Linked DNA regions of Homo sapiens: region 2 is linked to region 1. A link is a loop called in an ENCODE intact Hi-C map of the cell type or tissue named here. Cell type or tissue: GM12878. All regions are shown on one strand. Links, peaks and the distances in the headings refer to the core of each region. The heading gives the core; the rest is flanking DNA.

The links. A loop is a pair of places that touch in the nucleus more often than their neighbours do. Peaks named below come from ENCODE experiments on the same cell type or tissue, not always from the same donor. Only the 100,000 strongest peaks of a DNase experiment are listed, where the experiment ranks them.
Region 2: a loop joins it to region 1, with 11 times the contacts of the local background. A loop is called at or near these places in 35 of 110 quality-filtered maps.

What each region holds. Positions count from the first base shown.
Region 1 is chr10:48,214,510-48,217,424 of GRCh38, forward strand. The region is part of intron 12 of FRMPD2 (FERM and PDZ domain containing 2); the gene reads right to left. Among named protein-coding and RNA genes, the nearest start is that of FRMPD2, 59 kb to the right of the region's middle. In GM12878, for the core only: a CTCF peak has its summit at 1,148 (motif pointing right); a DNase peak (open chromatin) is centred at 1,192.
Region 2 is chr10:48,288,432-48,291,346 of GRCh38, forward strand. No RefSeq gene overlaps it. Among named protein-coding and RNA genes, the nearest start is that of FRMPD2, 15 kb to the left of the region's middle. In GM12878, for the core only: a CTCF peak has its summit at 1,397 (motif pointing left); a DNase peak (open chromatin) is centred at 1,408; H3K27ac peaks cover 233 bases.

The DNA.
Region 1 (2,915 bases), core at 86-2,585:
AAGGCTGTGCATGTAGAGGGGCAAGGGATATATGAAAAATCCCTGTATTTTCAATTCAAATTTACTGTGAATCTAAAAATTCTCCAAACATTAAAGTCTATTAAAACTTTTTTTAAGTGTTTAGGATCTTTGATCCAGGATCCTTCTGGTAGGAATATATCCAAGAGAAAAGTCCATATGGGACTGAAAAAGCTCTGCGGTCAAGTACACTTATTTTTATGGCATTTATAAAACAGAAAAATCAGACGCAATTTAAATGATAATAATAGTAGTTATCACTTACATGGTGCTACTGGGTGAATACCCCACAATACAAGAATGAAGAAGTGAAGGAAGACTGGGAAGGCATGGCAGGCTGCCAATCCAGAGGATCACTAGGAAGGCCACCGGAGGACATGTACCATTGAGTGAGAAAGAATGCAAATTGAATGTGGTGAAGTTCACAACTGTGTAAAAACCCCCGCATGTGATCAAGGCAGGGAGAGAATGCACCCAGAGGAAAGTTATTCTGCTGTGATGATGTGATTAAGGAGATTTATTTTTATACTAAATTGTCTTTGTCTCCCTTTTTAAAATGCAAATGTAATCATGTTGCTTCCCTGTTTAAAATTCTTCAGGGGCTCCCAATCTTTCACAACAGTGGTTTCCAAATTATTTTTTTTCAGCACCAGAACCATTTATCAAACAAAACATAAGCCCCTTAGGAGGCCACACTAAGTCTTCCCAGATATAACAGGTGGCCCCCACCCAGCTTCACAGCCACCGAGGCTCAGGCAGCGGACAGGCCAGACTTCTCCTCTTGCCCATTCAGTGACACAGAGAGGGGCTCTCCTCTCTGAGGCCTCACTCAATGACCTTTGAAGTGTCCATTGCAGCACCTGGCATATAGCAAAGCAATGTGAAGTGAGCCCTGGTTGCGCTCTTTCTAGCTTACCTAACCTCACAGAGTCACAACTTTCTCAATGGCAAATGTAAATAGCACCGGCTTTTCCGGGTTGATTTAAGAATTCAATGGTGCCAAGCCCAGAGCAGGCCTCCCATAAATTAAGACTAAGTGGTTGTATAAATGAATGGGTTTGTGTAAACCTGTTGGCCTTTACATACGTGAGAAAGGAAAAAGGTCTGCCTTTGGGGGCCACATGGGGGCAGCAGAGAGCACCTCAGAAATGTCCTCAGGGCACTAGACAGGTTAAGGCTTGGCAGGATCTGGGGATGGGGAAGCAGAAGGAGAATGAGATGACACTAAGCCAGAAGCAGGGTGAGATCAGTCAGAAACTGGACGGGCACAGGAAAGCACCATAATGGAGTGTTGGTGCTGGTCCATTTTATGTGTCAACTTGACTGGGCCATGGGGTGCCCAGATATTTGGTCAAATATTCTGGGTGTGACTGTGAGGGTGTTTTTGGACATGACTGACAGTTAAATCCATAGACTGAGTAAAGCAGATGGCCCTCCCTAAAGTGAATGTACCTCATTCAATCTGTTGAAGGACTGAATTAAACAAAAAGACTGACCCTCCTGTAGAGAAGCAGCTCCTCTCTGCCTGACTCTCTTCATGCCAGTTCTTCTCTTGCCTTTGGATTCAGGCTTGGACTGGAACTGCACCATTGGCCCTCCCGGGTTTACAGCCTGCTAACTACACAGCTTGAGGCTTCTCAGCCTACATAACCACATGAGCCAATGCCTTCTAATACATCTCTAGATAGACAGACAGAAAGACATATAGATGACAGATAGATAATAGACAGATACATAGGCAGATGATAGATACATAGATGATGGATAGATAGATAGATAGATAGATAGATAGATAGATAGATGATAAATAGATGGATATCTTATCAGTTCTGTTTCTCTAGAGAACCTAGACTATTATAGGCTCATAGAGACAGGTCTGGGCCCCTGGAACCCTGGGGCAAGAGACTCTGCTGGACTGACTCCAGGTCTGAGTAAGAGACTATTACTCAAACTCCCACCTGCCTCCAGTGGATCTGGCCTGCTGTCCCCAACAACTCTAAGTGCTAGAGTTAAACTCAGGTTTGACATCCTGTATCTGAATCTACAGACTGAAGGTTAGCAGTTGTGTCATTTTATATCAGAGCACTATAATGCTGGAGGAGGTAGAAGGAAAGCTTGCAAGCAGCAGTTGTCACATGCTAGATACCACACATGAATTGCCATCTTTCACCCTTACAGCAGTTTTGCAAGAGATTGATGATTATTTTCCATTTTGCAGATGAAAAAGCCAAGGCTCAGAGAGAAAACATGCCAAGGCCATATAGCTACTGAACCAGAGGCCACAGCAAGAATGTCAACTGATTCACTGGGACACTCCTGGCTTAGAGCACCCTCCTCCCAGGACTTCCCAATGTAGCACCACCCGAAGCTGGCCTAGGCATGAAAAGGGCCCCAGGCCTGGGTACTGAGGGCAGGAAGGAGTTCAAGGGTAAGCAGTGACAGGGATTGTCAAAAGGGCAGGGAGGAGGTTAAGAGGGCCAGGCCAGCTCTGAGACACTGCCTCCCTGGGGCAGTGTCAGGGGCAGAAAGTGAAGTTCCAGTATCCATGGACCAGGGTAGTCCCAGGAGAGGGGACAGAGGGGAATTGAACTATACAGTCCCCTGACAAGCCAGCTGCTGATGTTCTGATGGATTACTGTTATCTGTAGTGTCTTCCAGTCCGGGAGTTTCAACTCCATTCATTCACAGCTCTTGAACAAACTCCCTGCGCTTCAAGTACTGCTTTGGTGCTGGATAAATGGCTACACCAAACAGACAAAAACACCCTTACCCTCAGGTGTTTTCTATGCTAATGACCAATAAAATGAATTCATCATCCCACATGATGACAAATGCTGTGAACAAAAACCCAGCAGGGTGAGGGAATACACAGGGACTTTGAAGACCCCAGGACACAG
Region 2 (2,915 bases), core at 246-2,745, 74 kb after region 1:
TCTGGCGCTCAGAGAAAAAGCAGCAGTGAGTTGGGGCCAGAATCACTGATCCACTGAGACAGGCCGTGGAGACAGAGGCACACATGGAGCCTGCAGGAAGAAGAGCAGGAGGAGTCAGACACAGGGCAAGGTCGCCCAAGGCAAAGCTTGTAGACACTGAGCACCTACGGCCTTTCTTCTCGTGGCAACACATTCCAGTTGCTGACAAAGTTCTAGGAAGAAACGAATGATCTCTCCGGCACCCAGCTGAAAAAGGAAGTGCAAAGTTTGGGAAAGGGGCCCATTCTTGGGTGATTTATCTACCATTGAAGAAGGGGCCTTAAGGAGGGCACATCCTTTGTCCTGGCTCCTTCCACATCACAGGGGGCAGGAGAGCCTCTGGATGTGTCCAGTTGCAAAGCAGCTGAGGCTGGCGATCTTCCCGTGATTTCTCACTCAAGTATTTGCCCTAACCAACAAGATGGCTTTAATCCATAAATGGCCCACAATGGGTTTGTCTCACATGCACTCGGTGCTGCCTGGGCTCCTGTTGGGTCATGAGGTGAGAACACGGTGCCCTGCCCCCTCGCCCTGCTGCAGTGCCACACGCATAGCCACCCTGCCCACCCTCCTTGCTCCTTCCCACCCTCCGCCTGCCCACCTGTCAGAGAAACTCTGCCTCCCCATGTCTCTCGGCTCCTGCGGTGGCCTCCCTTCTCCCTAACTCTTCTGTTACACAAACTGAGGCTGGACCTGAAAGCACACAACAACAATGCCATTTATCCCCATCGTTCAATCAGTCATTCATCTCTCCCACTACTCACGGGACCCTGGGCAAGTGACTTAACCTGTTTGTTAACATGGAATGATTGTGAGAATTAAATGAACAAATACATGGCCATCCATGGCATATTTTACATGTTCAATATGAGTTCATTGTTATCACTATTGATGTTTTCATTATAGTCTATGTTATCACTTATCCAAACATTTACTGAAATCAGCTGTGTGTCAGGTACACTCTACAGAGTATGGGAGGAAGAACGGCCAAGGAGGCCCATGTTTCAGCAGCTCCGCACTGGAATGGTCTGAACACCGCCCCTCTGTCTGTACTTCAATGGGCCACTTCCTGTAAAGAAAAAAATTCTTATCCAATAAAGCATTTCTTTGCAGAAGTCTAGAAATCCTTTGTATTCTCTTGGGTCATGACCTCTCTGTCAATATGATTTCTTCCCCTGGGTTAAAGGACTCTGCCAAACATGGGGAGCAGGCCATAATGAGAGATGGGGTGGTATGCATTGTCTGGGATGCTTTTCTTTGCCTTTGTCAAGTTGCAGAGAAGAAAGGCCTTCCGAGAACAGGGACAAGGCAGTCCCCTATCCCACAATGCAGACATGACGCCGCTGCATCTTCTGGTGACCACACCACCTCGTGGTCACCACTGGAACTCCACCCAACCTCCTAAAATGTGAAATTCAGCCGCAGTCCTTCTGTCAGAGTGACCTTGAGGACTACTTGGTGAGTGATATGGTTTGGATTTGTGTCCCCGCCCAAATCTCATGTCCAGTTGTAATCCCCAATGCTGGAGGAGGGGGCCTGGTGGGAGGTGACTGGATCACCGGGCAGATTTCTCCCTTGCTGTTTGCATGATAGTGAGTGAGCTCTCACGAGATCTAGTTGTTTAAAAATGTGCAGCACCTCCCCCTTTGCCCTTTTCCTCCTGTCCCTGTTATGTAAGACATGCCTGCTTCCCCTTCACCTTCTGCCATGATTGTAAGTTTCCTGAGGCCTCCCCAGCCATGCTTCCTGTACAGCCTGTGTGAGCCAATTAAACCTCTTTTCTTTATAAACTACCCAGTCTCAGGTATTTCTTTACAGCAGTGTGAGGACAGACTACTACAGTGAACAACACTGCCTAATTGAGGCAAACATTCTTAGAAATGAAAAAGGAAAACAACCCACTCCTCGGAAGACAGTATGTAATAGTGGTTCGAGCCAGATTGGAGTTTCACCTCCAGACGAATGAGCTGGGTGGCCTTGGGCACATTACACAGCCTGTCTAAACCAGTTTCCTCATCTGAACTGGAGTCATAATAATGCCTATCTCATAACGTCGATATGAGGACGGCATGAAGTTCCGGATGTGTGGTCTCATACATGGCCAGTTAGTACCTGCCACCCGAGCATCCTCTGTCTCCTCCTGCCCACCCCCTGCCACTGGATTCAGTGTCAGGAGTGCAAAGTCCATTCACACACAAGCCCCGTCTTGCTTGGGTCCATGAAAGCTGATGTTTCCCACACATTTCTGGAACCACCAAATAAAGTCCACACATAGCCGCAAATCAGTCCCAATCATGACTCCCATAGCTGGAGGGCCATACACACTGCACATGTCACATCTGCCTGCCTCTAAAGGGCCACCTGAATGGGGACATGGTGACAGCTTTATGGCAAAAGGTGGCCACACAAATTCCTCCCATCCCTGTACACTGTGCCCTTTGCTGAGAGGTTCTGGACACTGATGCTCTGGCCCTCTCAGGATTATAAGCACTACCTCAGGCTGGAAAGGAGTCCCTCCTTCACTCTGCTGTGCCCAGTCAGGAGAGCACTGCCAAGCCTCACTGGGACCCATTGTGTCACAGAGCAATAGAGGTTCTCCATCCCCACACAATTGCTTTCCTTCCTTGAAGTGGGTTTGAAGTGCTAGCTGCATGACATCTTCAGAGCCAGCATCCCATCAGGCACCTGATCCAGAACCCTGCTAACTCGCTCTGTCTGTTCCTTTTTTTCCTGGCCCCAGTGAATGCCAATTGAGGATAGACTTTGTATCAGTTATCTATCTATTACCAGGAAACAAATGGCTATAAAGTTAGTTGGCTTAACACAACAACCACTTTATTTGTTCATGACCCTGTGGGTCAGCTTAGCTGGGTGGT